Linked DNA regions of Homo sapiens: region 1 is linked to region 2. Evidence: chromatin loops called from intact Hi-C (ENCODE). Cell type or tissue: natural killer cell. All regions are shown on one strand. Region 1 overlaps PDE4D (phosphodiesterase 4D). Region 2 overlaps PDE4D (phosphodiesterase 4D).

What was found. A loop is a pair of places that touch in the nucleus more often than their neighbours do. Peaks named below come from ENCODE experiments on the same cell type or tissue, not always from the same donor. Only the 100,000 strongest peaks of a DNase experiment are listed, where the experiment ranks them.
Region 1: it touches region 2 in a loop (8-fold over the local background); 2 of 110 quality-filtered maps call a loop at or near these places.

The regions. Positions count from the first base shown.
Region 1 is chr5:59,353,046-59,361,045 of GRCh38, forward strand. All of the region lies in intron 1 of PDE4D (phosphodiesterase 4D), which reads right to left. Among named protein-coding and RNA genes, the nearest start is that of PDE4D-AS1, 320 kb to the left of the region's middle. In natural killer cell, no CTCF peak of the experiment used is centred here; no DNase peak of the experiment used is centred here; H3K4me3 peaks cover 458 bases; H3K27ac peaks cover 2,527 bases.
Region 2 is chr5:59,124,154-59,132,153 of GRCh38, forward strand. All of the region lies in intron 5 of PDE4D (phosphodiesterase 4D), which reads right to left. Among named protein-coding and RNA genes, the nearest start is that of PDE4D-AS1, 88 kb to the left of the region's middle. RefSeq lists enhancers at 2,622-3,532, 3,533-4,442. In natural killer cell, no CTCF peak of the experiment used is centred here; DNase peaks (open chromatin) are centred at 268, 1,588, 3,088, 3,618 and 2 weaker places; H3K4me3 peaks cover 920 bases; H3K27ac peaks cover 4,134 bases.

The DNA of each region.
Region 1 (8,000 bases), 230 kb after region 2:
GGAATAATCTCTGCCCTACATTCAAATGTACCTTGAGTGACTTTCTCTTCTATTTACATAGTACCTACCCCAAACTTGTCACATAAAATGTTCCTTTTAACATCCTTGTGATTTGTTCTCTTTGGAAGACAGAATCATCTCAAGAAGAGTAATTTTCTATTTAAAGTTTCCTTGAACACTACTGTAGTTTTAAGCAATAATATATTTTAAATCACAAAATTCCCTAGTGTTCTCTTATTGGAGTTGTCAGGGTCCACAGGCTTGCTAAATCTTTGCTCCTTGATTCTTTCTTTACTTCCCAGATCGTTTTTCCCCATTTTTTTTTTTTTAGGTACTATGTTTAAACAACCAATATAAACTTCTCCACATTGTTTTCTTGAGCACATCATTCTCCTCTTTCTTCTCTATAATACTTGGGAGGGGCGTTGCTCTAAAGTAATTAGGTGAATCTTTAAACATGTGTGCCAGAACCTAGGCAGATAAATCAGCACCTTGCCCTCAAAATTAGTACTCATCTTTGTAAGTGGTGCCCTAATGCTAACACTGATCCCATTACTGAAAACATGGTTGGCAATCTCTTCTGGGCTCACAGAGAAAAAGTACCTTCCTTATTATGTAACCCTCTGCTTTCTCTCTTTTTCTCTTCCTCACTCCTCCTTCCACGGCCCTGCTCCCCTCCTCTCCCCTGCCTTTCCTTCCCTCTCCCTCTTCTTTTCTCTTTCAATCCTTCTTTCTGCCTCAATCAAACTTAATAAGCTATATATTAATCTTTTCTTATAAAAATGTATTTTACCCACATAAGATAAAAAATTGTCACAGCTGAAAAACTTTCACATCTATTTTGAGCATTGTAAAACTGTTTCAGATTGTATTTCTCAAGAGTCAACACTCATTAAATGTATATGATTTGCTATTACTTTAACAAATCAGACACTAATTGAATTTCATATCTTGTACACCTGGCTTTCCTTTAGCCTGAATATTACCAGGCAGCAAAAGCCATGCCAAGGAAAAATATTCCAGTTAAAGCTAAGTGTACCCCCAGTAGCATGCATTATTATCCATTCAATAGCCAAAGAAAAATGACACTACAATAGGCACATTTGAAGATTTTACAAGATAAAAAATATTGCTCATAAAAAAAATTATAAGGGAGAAATTCAATGAAGAAATGTTGTCCAATGTCCAGTTCTTTCAGTTGCTTCAATAATGGAATCAGATCCAAAGCCTCTTAAAGGTCAAGATAAGCTTAAGTTACTTTCACCGCGTAAGGATTTTGTATATTTTTTAAAAAATAAGAAATGCAAAAACAAGGCTGTGACATTATGAGATATTTTACATGTTTACATCAAATAGTTTAACACCTTTAATTCCAAGAATGCTATGCAATAAAACTATGCTCTTCAGAAGATAATTATAGCATTTAACTGTGCGTGCATGTGCCTGTGTGTGGTGTGTATATGTGTCTGTATATATATAGAGTGACTCATGGTGCATTTGAGGTATTATGGTATGATAAAAATTTTAAGTTATATGATATGTACCTTTTTTCATTATTGTCAGTACATTGTCGTGGCTGAATGCGTAATCTCCTTTGGATACATGAGGGACCTGCAGAAATGCAAGAGCCAGTGGCCAACTGCCTTCCTACCTCCCTAACCCTTCCACTCAATTCAACTTATGATAGATATGATCATATCAAGTTGGCTATGCCAATAAAACATTATCGGGTGATGCCAAATAAGAAAGGGTAACAGAATACTTTATCAAATAGGCATTACTGGCATTTTTGCTGTATGTAAGGAAACTTCTAACCTCAAAGAGTTTGCAGTGCAACTGGAAAGATAAACTAGAACCTCCAAACAGTGAAAGCAGCACATATAAAAAAATTAATTATTCTGTGGGAAATTGTATATTCAAATTAAGAGGAAGTAAAGGAAGGACTGAGCCTCTCAAGCTTCCGAAGGAAACTGACTCATGATGGATATTTGAGATGTCATTCTCACCTCTTAAACTTGTTACAAATGAAACTTGTTAAAATTACAGATGTGAGGTATTCAAATACATGAAAAAGTCATTCTTAGCTGCTAATGCTTATATTTTGGAAAGGGTCAGAACTTGACCAAAGGAACCTTGAAAAAATATATTTATCATATAGCTTTAAATTGTTACAATACCATAACACCTCAAAATAAAAATATCTTTGCCAAATTGAGAAGGCAAGGTTTATAATATATTTGCAAACTACACAGAAGAGCTTAAACTCTGCATTTCGTGAGATTTCTCAAATTCATTAGTCAATCAAGCTATTGCTTTTACTTTATTCAGCAGCTGGAGATTTATGATATTAAGGAGCTTGTTATCAGATCTAGTGATGAAGAGAGCCTAGAAGCCACCATATGTTGGAAATATGCACAGTAATGTTAGCAAATCATTGATGTTAAGTTCTAAATGTACAATTTAGCATACAATAAGCATGAGAATCACATTTAACAAAATGCAAAGCACATAGGAAGCATATAATTTAAAATTTTCAACTAAATTTTATAGCTGTAACAAACATAACAAATAAATCATTATTTTATTTTGAAATAAAAATAAATGGAGTTAATACCTATACCTTTAGCTGGCAAATTATATTTACCTCTTGCCAAAGTTTGCTTATGCATTGTTATACAAAATTTTTAAATTTGATTTCTCTGATTTTATAGTTCCCTAAAAATTCCAAGGACATTATCTTCTTTAGTGTCTAAAGCAAATAATTAATCCTTATAAATTATTTTAATTCAAACTTTGAATGTTTTATATGCAGGCAAATCAGAACACATTTTAATTCAGTGTTAATATATATTTCTACATAGGCTTGGCAGCTTCCAGATGTGCTGCATTTGGTCTAAATAAGAAAGACCTTATATCCAAAATTTTGCAAACAATGTCACTTCTATTTACTATTGATTAAATAGATACCTTTCAGTGCTATAGATTGTAATCAATCAAAAACAGAAAAGGTTTTCTTTCTAAACAATAATAAAGAATAATCAATCTTCTCTTTATTAACACCTAGAATACTCAAATGAAGAAGGAAATCCAATATTTTTTAAGTGTTTTCTTTCTTTCCAGTTATTTGGTTAAAATAAGCTGATTTTGTTGTAAAACAGTCATTGACAGTTTAGTGAAGTCATGAGGTCAAGATTTTTAATATGACTTCCAGAAACAAAAGATTATTAAAATATTTAGTTTGAATTCATGACATGTAATTCTGCTGGGCAAGATGAACACTGAATTACTACCTGAAACAGCATTAGTTTCCATTTTTTCATGTGCATGTGCCCTGAAACACTTATGAAGAATAATGTAGTGTTTTTTTTGTTGGTCAAACAAGAACCCTTCCCTAACATTTAGAGTTGACTGTATTAAGCCATTAGACAAGTTAATACACTGTTTTTCAGGTGGCAGTAATATGAATGCTTTGTTAAGTTTGCCATTTAACTCTCAGAATTAGCTTTTAAAGTTAGTCAACTTCCTTCAACTTCTGCACGTACCTACATACCCCTATTTCAAGGTTTACATCATCTTCTTGGCTCTTATTTAATATATTGTCAATTTAACAAGCATTAGGAGTTAGAAGGTCAACATAGGGCAAAGGCTTATTTGCAAGGGGCCTAAGGCAGTTAAACAATTCTTCCTAGCTACAAAAGGAAAAGAGTAATACCTGTAGGACTTTGAGAAACGCAATCTTGATTTGGCTCTTGTAGATGGTCCTGGCACCGTGGCTCCCAGAGGATCCCAAACAAAAGCCATTTTTAAGGACGATGCCAAGATCCCCAGGAACCACGAGAAGTCAGAGCTGGTGCGGGGCTCTGGGGCCCTGAGGCCCCGCACGGAGCAGGAGGCACTTGTAGCTGAGTGAGGGCATTTCCTTTGTGCAGTGGTATGCGCTGACAGAGAGATGGCAGGCTGGCTGAGGCAGGGCTGGAAGGGATGGCCAGGACTTCCTGCTGCATGACACTTGGCCTTTGCGACAGAGTTTGCTTCACTCAGGCCTTATCTCATAATTAACGTGAGAAACACTCCCTCGAAAATTTGTTTTTAAATATAGCCCTGATTAAACAGCATAGTCACATGCCACTCCTGAAAAGCACAACACACACACACGCATGCACACACAACAAAAGGTGTGATTGAAGTGGGTAAACCTTTATATCAGTGTGAACTTTAAAAAATGTAAACCCACAGGGCTTCGTTAAAAAATTTTAAAAAATACATGCCTATGACTGGGTCATCTGACAAAGATTACTAAATTTCACACAGCTAACTGCCAACTATAATTTTCCTTATTTCAACTTCTCTTAAAAAGAGATGGATATAATTCTTAGCCAACCTTCCACAGGATGTAAACAGGATTTACTCGTCTTGAAAATACCAGCGCCTCTCTAAAAGTCAGTGTGAGAAAAAAAAACAGGCAGATCACTTTCAGAACTTTTGGCAGCTTTGCCCTCAAGGAGATGCTGCGTCACCTTAGAGAGTGAATTACAATGCATGACTCTGACAACAAAGATCAATTATCTTGTCCATTTTCTATTCCCTAGAAACATTTCTTAACTCTGATAAATCTGTTAAAACAACTTTCTTTCAAATTAAATAAATGATGAAAGCCAAATAGAATCCTTCATATATTTTATGAGTCCAGGACATTTTGGGAAAGCATCTATTTCAAGAAATTGTACCCAAGGAGTCAAAGGACCCTAGTGCCGTCATCGGTCCTCACCACTGAGTGGTATTCAATGTTAACAATGCAGCATAATTTCATCAGTCTGTATCCAAACACTGCCCCGCGGGTGACCTCAACTGTAAACCAAGGGAGAGCGCCACTTCTTCAGGATAAGATTAGAGAGGCTTCAAGTGCCCAAGAGTGAATTTAACCCTCTCTGAACTGGACAAAATTGACCAAGAGTTGAGCTCAGTGAACATCACCATATCTGCAAATTTTGAGACCTCTAAAGCTCAATCTGTCTCTTGTACACCAAGGGAGTCTTGAATATTCATATAATTTCAATAAAAGCTCAAGACATTAAACATTATGCTTGTTTTCACAACAGCATCCAGGACACCAGGGGTTCTTAAGAATGCTACAGGTTTCATATCAGCTTTGGAGACGAGTAATAGAAAAGGTTTTTACAGTTTCACCTCTTTCTTATCAGACATGAGCTCAAAGAAAGTGGGTGAGTGAGAACTGCCCTGAACAGCAGCAACCTTGGAGGAGCAGAGAGTTCAAAAATAAACACAACACATTCTCCCTGAATCAACTTGCAATATTGTAACGCTTCACAAACTGTCTTTTTGCTTTTGTATAGAGATCCAAATTTCGCATGAGCAAAACAGGTAGCCACTTTCCTGGTGTTCTCAAAGAAGGACTGAAAAGGTGCTTACACTGATGCCAATCTGCCCTTCTGGTGTATGAAATGCCACCATTATCATTTAATTCTTTCAAACTATTTAATTTCCATTTTCGGCAGCTCTTAGGAAATGCACACATTCCTGGCAGAGTTAGCACTGAGCTGAACAACTTGGTGCTTATTAGAATGTCTTCATCTGAGACTAAAGCCAGACAGTGTAAGATAACTGGTGATCTGCGTAAAGAGGGGAGGAGTCCCTAACAGCTGGTGGGGTGAGGTGGCTTGGTGTGAAAGGGAGGGGGAGGGAGGCCACAAAGACAAGCAGAAGAGTAGAAGGGATGTTGCTGGCAAAGATGGACTTTTTTCACCCTCCAGGCAACACAAAGCTCTCATTTTGTCCAGTGGTGTTTAAATTTTTGTAGGTGAAACAGCATCACTGATTTCTAATAAAAGCTACAGTTTATGTATACGACTTTGGAAGCAGAAAAATATTTTCATTGTTATCCCAATTTTACTGATAGCAAGATAAACCCTATCTTTGTATTCAGGCTAAAGCCAGCAGTATACATTTTCACAAATAATTAACTGCCTTTGCTTACAAATTTACCTTTTTAAAGGGATATTCAAATTTAATGGATATCTAATTGATAAGCTACAAGGACATACGAATAATCTAGAATGAATCTGCTAGGGAATGTCCAACTTTTTCTAAAAATGTGCAAGGAAGGAGAACTAATCTTGTCTTTTTCATTACTGTCAAAAACATTTCTTCCTTCTTTTCCCCCTGCTTTGTAAAGGCAGTCATCTAGAACAGTTAAGCAAGATAAAACAATGGAACTGTAAATGTGAAATTATGAACAAGAAAATTGAAACTCTGCTTCATTTTCCTAGTGTGAAATCAGTTACAGACACAAGAAGTGTCTGTCAATATTAATATTATTTTTTCTTAAATAATTACTTACCGCCTCCTTTTCATTTCTTCCACACAGTTACACATAATCCTTCTTAGGTTACCAGGTCTCAGTAAGGTCATAGAAATAAGCTACTTATTTCTGAGATTAATCATGAGCAAAATTAAGCCTTGATTTCAAATAGAAATATCAATATTGTTTTTGAAGAACTGGCTAATATTTCACAGACATGAGAATTTAGACATTTGGAAAAAATAAGAAATTAAATAAAATGATTTTCTAGGATGAATCTTTACTAGCATTTATAATACAACAAGCTGTTTATAATTTTTACTTCATGGGTATCAAAGAGTATAAAAGAACAAAGAAGACATCTTTTGAACATTCTAATTACTGTCATTTATTAAGCGTTTATTTTTCCAGATGAATTTTAGTAAAAGCATGATTCAATAGCAAGGAGAGATGTTCCATCCCTGAGACAAATTATTATGTTTACAAGTTGTGCACACTAATTTTATATGTCCTAGGGAAAACCAGATTCGGAAATCTAAACATTGCTCCAATCCAATTGTTATCCATGTAAGTCCTAACCCCACTAAAGTATCAGCAAAGTGCCCGTCTCCTGCCAATAACTTAGCTCTTATGTTCTGCAGAGCTCTAAATAAGGCATCGTTTTTGCCTCTTGAATATTTCTGGGATTTTGGTTCCAAGATTCCAGATGTTACAAATGGCAAATTTGGGTTTCGGTGTCTGACACAGAAACTCAGAATTTCCTTTATAGGAGATAGCTACTATGAATAAAAATGAAACTCCCAAATTTGAGAGTGGGATAAGTTAAACGTAATCCACATAGGCATTCAATTACTTGCGCATCAAGTCTCTAGTTAACAGGCATACGGAAGAGACGAGGGTTGAGCTGAACTTCAGAGAAATAAGCAGTTACATCAGTGGGGTTGCGTTAGGTTGAAAGACATTGCTTCAGGAAACCAGAGCAGGCAGATAGTGGGTTTCAGGATAGTGCTGTATTTTGAAATAGTCTCTGGTTACAGACTCAAAGCCAGCAGAAGTTAATGTGGAAGCAAATAACAGACTGTTATTTACCATCTACTTCTGATGAGGGTGTCGTTGTAATTCTATCTTCAGAATGATACATTGCAAAAGAGTGTGACAAAAGGCAGTTTGATAACGGGGCTTGTGTACTCCTTAAAACTAATATCCATTCAGTACAAGTAAATGTAAAAAATGATTTTTATTACATTACTTATCAAAATCAACTATAAGTTATTTCTCAAAATGGAAGTGTTGCAAAATAATACCAAAATTTTCTTTGAATTGCTTTCAAATATTCATTCTAAACCTTATATGAGTCTACTTGATTGAAAGGTCAATTATTCCATGTTCTGAAATGGGAGACAATTATTTTAAGACTTGGCAACAGTAAAACATTAACAGAATTGAAGGTACCCCATGGTCTTAAGAACACTGGGAAAGCATGCTCTGTGTTTTAAGCTTCTACAATTGCATCCATTACTCATATATGACCCAGGACACAAACAGACACAAACTGTAATTAAAGAGCTAAAATCAGGATATAGACTAAAACAATCAATAAGAGGCATGCTTAAATATAATGATAAAAAATCAATATGACTATGATTGTGAATCAAAATGTTTTACTAGACACTTAAGGTTT
Region 2 (8,000 bases):
GTCTTCATTTCCTTACTTATAAACTGAGGGAGGTTGAGTGAGGAGTTCTATTTGTTTGCATTTTGGCTCTGCAATTCAGGGGTTTTATTTGACACGTGAGGACCAAGGAGTAGAAAGGAGCAATCAAGTGCAGTGGTTTGGTCAAGATCACATAAAAAGTCTTGCTGTAAAACCAGGAGCTAGTCCTAAACTGCTCACCAGCAAGCTTGATTTATACTCGAGTAGACCATATTCTCTTGCTCCTCCAGCTGCAGCTCCACTCCTCATTTATCTTAGCCCAGGCTGACTCTAAGCTGCTTTCACTTCTACCTCACTGCATTTCGCCCTGATAATTTTGTAGCTTACCTAGCCTCCCTCTTTGAGATCCCTTCTTAAAAGGGTCATTCTATTAACCTACCCATATCAGTTACTTTACTACTGCTGATCTATCGCTACCTGTCAATTCATGGGAATTACAGGGTGCACTGGGACAAGAGTAAAATGATCCAACAAACATAATGTTGCATTTAAAAAAATAAGCTAAAAGATACTGATGACTTTTTATAACTACAACATATTCGTTTGTGAATAAGAACATATATAGTAAAAAGATGAAAATGTGAACAGGTTGACTATTTCCTAAATTTATGGCAGAGGTTGTTCTGGAGAGGATGGAAGAAAAATGAGGCTGGCAGTGATGGTGGGGAAATGCAACCTCCAAAATTATCTATCTATATATTTTTATTAAAAACACCCACAGTAATTATGGCAAATGTTAATGTTTGTTTGTTCTAGGTTTTGGATACATTTAAGATCTCTTGCTTTCTGGGTACATTTCTTTTCTTTTCTTTTCTTTTTTTTTCAAATTAATTCCAAAAGACTTATATCTGCTACATGAAGAACGAAGCAAGTTCAGCTCTCTTGCTGAAATGTTCAAATGCTGAGGCAAGGCCTGTACTACAAATTTGTGTAACCAAAACCACAGTGCTCTCAATGCTCCTAGTGTTGCATTACAGCAGTTAGAAGAGATTGAGCTATTTTGTTTCCATGGCTCATTAAGCTAGAGTTAGACTGGTGTCCATAATCAAATTTACTGCACTTACCCTTGCTTCTTCCCTATGAAGTACAGCCAGACCTTAGGGAAAATCTCAACTATTCCAGGTCCATGGTAATTTGGTCCACGAAAGAAATTAACACACCTGAAAAGGATTAAATTATTTTTCCTTTTCAAAATGATCCTCTTCCTTAAGCTTCCTCTGTCAATTGACTGCCAACCTTATTTGCTAATTCCCATCCCTCATCGGGCTTCCTAGCACTTCCTGCTGCAAATTAGTGTGCAGTGAACCTGAGCCTGCTCTCCAAAACACATCCAGACTCTTGGGGCTTTCTGGGCTTCCGCTAGGGTGCCTGGTGCAAAGGGGGCCTAAATCAATCAATTAAGGCCTGGGAAGATTCCAGGCAAGAGGAAGGGATATCTTGGGGGACAAAAGGAATGTGTAGGTGGGAAGAAGGGAGAAAGTCTTTCTTCGTTTTTCACTGCAGGAAATGATCTGGACAGAGAGCAATTCGAATCATAGACAGGGAGGGTTGGGCAGGATGCGATGGGGGAGCGAATGACAGACACAAGTGACAGGAACAACTTAGGGAGACAGGTCAGAAAACATCTAATCTAGGCACATAGCAGAAATAGTGAAGGGAATTGAAACAGTTGTTCTGTATTTTGTTCACAGTGTTAAAGTCAAAGTCAGTGCTTTTTAACCTCATGGGATGGAGCGGGGGAGGGGGCACAAGGAGCCTTGTGTGAAGGCTCTGGCTCTGCTTATTGATCCCCCAAATACAATAATACATCCTCACAATCATAAATTTGAGAGCAAGGGGCTCTGATCCTGTGATATACAATCTAGGCCCTTATTGGATCCTGGAACTGATTTTCAGAATCCTTTATTCTTTTAAGTACAATTGTAAAAAAAAAAAAAGAGAGAGAGAGAGAGAGAGAGAAAGCAAGGAAGAAAGGAAAAAAGGAAGGGAAGAAGGAAGGAAGGAAAAAAGGAAGAAAGGAAAGAAGGGTTCCATTTATAAACCTCAGACAAAACAAAAATGAAAGCAAAAGAGAACAAAAAATAGCCAATACGACCCAAGTTACAAATTTACTTGTATCCTTTCAGAGGATAACCCAAATTCCTGCAAGACAATTAGCCATCTTTCTTTCGATTATTACAGTAAGCAAGACGGGTTAAGAGTATATAGTAAATGTGCTTTGCTAAACTCCTTCTCCCTTTATTGACTCTATCACAAGAAGCACACTTAATATAATTTTTACAATTTTTTAAAGAACAAATAGGAAAGAGGAGAAGGTTGTACTTTAGCTACCTTTGTGTATTTGAAAGGAATGCTGTTCAGGGCTTCTTCCTTTTCAAAAAGAAACAGGTCTTTGAAAACGAAGAATCATTACTGTGCATATCTCTCGAGGGCTGCTCCTCTAGTATCAGTCCATTTGAAATAGGAGTTTCACATAATTCAATTTATTAAACCCACATTTCCTGCCAGATTTTGCTTTATGTGCCTATGTCCTTTTGTTTCCCGGCTAACATTTCCACATCTCGGAAATCATTCTTTCTAGTATAACTGAAGAATATGGATATTAAAATCAGATCAGCAAAAGATTTTTATGGACTTGGAAAGCTGCCCATTAATGCCGTAAAATAAAGCGTGTTATACAGCTGATATCATCAGTTCTACTCTATGTTGTTTTCATATTCCTGGCGGTGGGTGGAGAGTTAGAGTGGAACAATTAGGAGTGGGAAAGAGAATGAAAGGATTCGATCAATTGTGGAATTTCAAAGCGGAGACAATTTACACTAAAGAATTCAAAGACTTCGTAACCTCCAAGACATTTTCCAGTCCAGGTAACCGTTGAATTATAGCTGGAGGTGATGTTCTTGGAGCTGCCTGTGAAAGCTGAAATCACAACATGCCTGCAGTGTTCCCTTCCTAAACCAACTTTGCCATTTTCTCAGGCAGACACACAAACATGCAAGCGTCCACAGTAATGTGCGTGTGTGAGGGATGGGGGAAGAGTGATTGTTGCTTTGTAGTAGCTCCTTTGAAGTGTTTAATTCCTCCCTTGTAATCTCTTCATCAACACACATTTAAAGCATATCAGTTTTACCTCAGCAATTTGATTCTCAGAGGCTTATGTGGCTCAGGGCCTCTGTCCAGCACCTGGGTGGCACAGTTTGTTTTATGTGCATGCAGAAGTGTTAACAGAATTAATTTTTTTCCTTCTTTCTCTCTTTCTTCTTCCCCCACCTCCCCCAATTTAGGTTAATGAGCCCAGGCAGCAGTGTGTGTGAGTGAGCGGGCGTGTGCACAGGAGGGCCGTGAGCCTGCCTTTTTAAAATACAGGAAACGCATAGAAGAAAGAAGAGTTCAGCTGGAGCCACGACTTCCCTCTTTGCTTCTTTCCCTCCCCACCCCCCCACCCCCCACCTCACCCCCCACACTCCAGCACCGGCTTTTAATTTTCAAAAGCACTGCAATTGCTTGGTGTGGTTTCAAGAGCTGGGGTGCCATTCTCCCTGATGATGACTCTGCTGACGTCAATGGCATTCTTATCATGCCTAGTGCGACATCAGAAACCAGTCCTCAGAGGCTCCTCTTATTCACAGTGCCTGGGCTCTCAGCAAAATGTGGACCGGATTCTGAAACGCAAAGGACTCCCCGTTCCTAATCAGCGCTGCAATCCACCAGACAGTCTCCTTCTGCCGGCAGCTTGCCAGTTAAGACTTTGTTCCTTAGCGTTCTGTCCTGCAAGGACCCCCTGAAGGAGAAGAGAGGGCTAAGTGGATCACAGCGTGTCCTCCGTGTCTGAGCTTTCAGAGCCGTGTGTGTGTGTGTGTGTGTGTGTGTGTGTGTGTGTGTCCCTCAACCAAGGTTAGAGACTAGTCAATGCTGCTTCTGATTATTCTTCAGGTTTTACTAAAAGGCTTCAGTCTTTGATATAAGGCTATTCCCCCGACACAGTGGCTAAGACCCTCTTGTGTAAGTGCTCCTAGCTCACTCTCTGGATCAGAACCAGCGCCCAGGTCCCCACGTGAAGCCCATATTCACCCCAGATGGCAGCATGCACCTCCTCTCCTTTTTTTAATAAAGAAAAAGAAATAGGAGGTTGGGAGGAGAAGGAAAATAATCATAGCTGAATAATAATAGCAGAATAGGAAAATAGTATCACTAAGAATTAAATATTTCACTCTAAATACTCATGACTTGTTAAGAGGTCTGCTCTCAAAAGCTGAATTCACAAGGGAGTTAATACATACTAAACCCAGTATGCATTCCTACCTAGCAGTTTGGGGGCAATTATTATGGGGATGATGAACTTTCTCCATTTACAGTGGAGTGTATTATGGTCCAAATCTACCCTAAAGCATTTGGGAAATGTCTACAGTTCAAATTAAGATGTTTAGAGTCAAGGTCATTTCGCTTGATGATGGAATGATACATGTCTAGTTAGATTTCATCTGACCAATCTTTGACACAAACACATCAGAATTGTCTTGGTATCCACCAACCAAATAATGTTTGTTTCTCTTGAAGATTGCTGAGTGACCCATAGTAAGCTTATTAGGAGATTAGGAGCAACTGTTCCAGAGAGAAGCTGTTTAACAACATATGAAATGTGCAACATAATTCCATCTAGAACTATTTAGAATCATAACATGGAAGAACAGCAGCTTACACCTGGTTCAACCCTTCTACCTTTAAGTGAGGAAACTGATGCCCAAAGGCTGCGTCATGCTTTACTCAAGGTCATCCACCTATTAAGAGGCAGGACTGACAAACTAAAGCTGTCTCTCTCTAAATGGTATGCTTTTCCTACTACAACACATAGCTCCTGATTATTCAAAACCTAATGACCAAACCTCAAACCCACTTGCCAAGGGAGTTTCCATTTTTCTTTTAAATCTGAGCAATATTTCTTAATTTTTTGATTAAAGTGATATTTCAGGAATGTTTAGATGAATTATAATGAGTTTCTCCTTTGTTTTCAGTGAGTTTCACAACTAGTGTAAAGGTTATTAAGTAGAATGGAACAAAATAATATATGTTGGAATGCATGAAATTCAGATGGTTTTGTTCTTTGTTATTTTTTGTAGAGACAGCATCTCCCTATGTTGCCCAGGCTGGTCTCAAACTCCTGGGCTCAAGTAATCCTCCTGCCTTGCCTCCCAAAGTGCTGAGATTACAGATGTAAGCCACTGAGCCCAGCAAAGACGTGTTTTTAAAAAGTGATGATGGGCTCTGGGAAGAAGGAGCAAAGATTTATCTGGGTTCCAAATGTATGAGCTCCCTGAGCCCAGCCATCATTCTGCTTCATCTACTACATAGCTCTCACCATGGTTTGTAACATTGCTTGCTAATATATTTTATTTGCCACCTAATTCAAGCCATTAAGTTAATATTCGATTATATAAATATGATCTTTATAGTTACTTTTTCCCTATCCCCAATAGTTTTGCCTTCTCTTCAGAGGACTGTAACTGCTTCTATAAATCACCTTTTGCTACTCTCTTTTTGGTAGACGTGCATCACATTCTGGTCGCGAATGGTGAGGAGATGGGGCAGATGCTGGTTTTAGAGTCAGACAAACCTGTGTTGGAAACCTGGCTTAACCACTTGCTACTATATAATTTCAAGACATAACTTCTCTGAGCCTCAGTTTCCTTATCTATAAAATATGACCCTACCTTGCAGGGTTATTGAAAGGGTTAGAGATGATGTTTACTAAAGTCCTATCACAATGCCTAGCACATAGGAGAAACTCAATCAAGGATAATTTTATTAATGATTTTTAAAAAATAAATGGGGAAAATCATAAAATTAATAAAGATTAGTAAGATTGAACAAAGGACATATAGTATTTCCCCCCTTATAACCAGAGCTGTTCCTCAGTACCACTAAAATTGGAAGGACAATATTTCTTTAAAGAATTTTTCTAGTGAAAAGCTAAGCCAAATATATGATCATTGGCCTGCATTATGAATGCATGTTTCACTGAGTATCTGATTATAATTGGATGTCAAATAGCTACAAAACCTAATTGTGGTCTCAAAAATTGTCTCTTCTCCCTGAGACAAACATCCAATATTTCCTAGGTGATAACTAAGCTTTGTGTACACTGAGATAAGACGCCAAATCAATTCCTTAAACTTAAAGGCACAAAGGTTTCGGAAAGCCTCATTGTCCATTTGAGAGACAAGCCACGGCATCTCGTAAAGCACATTTTCACTGTATACTATGTTACTACAAAATTGAGTTAATTTCATTAATAACAAAATTTATCAAAATAAAAATGCTTTCTCCTTTGCAGGAATCCATAAATAACATAAAATAATAATAGCATTTTAACTCAGAAGCAAATTACAGCCATGACTGTTTAAGTTGGCTAACCCAAATTTCGTAAGTGAAACTGGAGTGGTCTGCGTAAGTCCTAGATTGCATATGATTCAGGGAAACCCAGATGTCAAAAGGGTGTGTGAATCAAAAGAAGGTATTCATCTTGGTGATTTAGCCCTGAACCAATCAATTCTTCCCAGAGCACTGGAGAAAAAGTTCTTGTTTCTAATGGAATCATCCTGCCCTTACCTACCTAGTAAAAATTTTGTACCCAATCAATACCTTAGTCAACTTTAAATTCCTGAATAGCCCTTCTGCCTCATTCAAGTGAATGGAAAGAAAAGGTTTAATCATATTTAAATACTCCAGACTATTGAGTAAAGTTAAATGCAAATTTGGTCATGTTATTCCCTTCTTTAAAACCATCCATTCATTAGTGATGATCCATTCACCTAACTATGCCCTCAGCAGGCAGGGCTGTTAGCCTGAGGAAGGGGTGCCCTTTTCTATTTCATCCAGCTAGAAGATGGCCCTTTGGAATCTATCTGCTCAATGATATTGTATTTCTAGAATATAAAAAAGATGCCTTAAATATACAAAAGGCACAGGGGGAGTCCTTTTTAGGTCTCAGTTTAAGGCTGATTTCTGAGTTGGTTATATGCTCTCACAGCAATTTGTATGTTGCCTTCATGGTGCTTAAGGCAGTTCAATCATACATTTTGTTTTTCTTTCCCCTACTAGAGTATAAGGTAGAAATTGTGACTATATTTTTCACTTTCGTATCCCCAACTCCATCCCAGTGCCTAGTACACAAGTACCAGGTACTTTATTGACTGATACACAAGTACTAGTGAATTAAAAAATTGTTATATAAAGTTGGGTTGTTGTCTTGTCCAATAGTAGCTGTGTTTCGCACTGCAAGTCATTTTTGAGAGCATATGAAATAACTCTATGTCCTCATGAATGACTTTATCATAATCATTCCTGAACAGCACGGGCGTGTGGTATTCCAAAAGGGAGTTTTACTGGCCCTTGGTTAAATTTAAAGAAATAATAAGGCCAATTTAAAACACACACACACACACACACACACACACACACACACACACACACACACATTAATGAGAGATTTCTAAGCCCCCCATGGGAGATGACTGCCCTTTTTGTCCTTGTTTTGCATATTAAAAGTATATAGAATGTGGAAAATAAATGTCATAATATGAAATCATGGTTCCAGTATATGTTAGTGTGTTCTGTTGAAAATAGTTTTGTTTGGCAAAAATGAAGAGTTGGTAATTGTATGTTGGGCCTCACAGTTTTTTGTTTTGAAATTCCAAAGTCTGGGAACCATTGACTTAGCAGGGTTTTCCCATCAGAACACAGATTTGAGGGTTTTTAAGGATACATGTCTTAGTTTCTAGTCGCGTATGGCTCCAACCTACAATCCTTCCTTCTTTCGGGTCCCACCTTTATTTTTTACTTTTCTGATAGTTCCCACAACTTTGCCCACAAAGTTGCCAATTCCTAAATATTATTATCAAAGTGCAATTTTGTATACCCCAAAGCTAATATATAATTAATTTTACTATAAGAGAAATCAGTTAAAATGTAAAAAGTTTAATAAT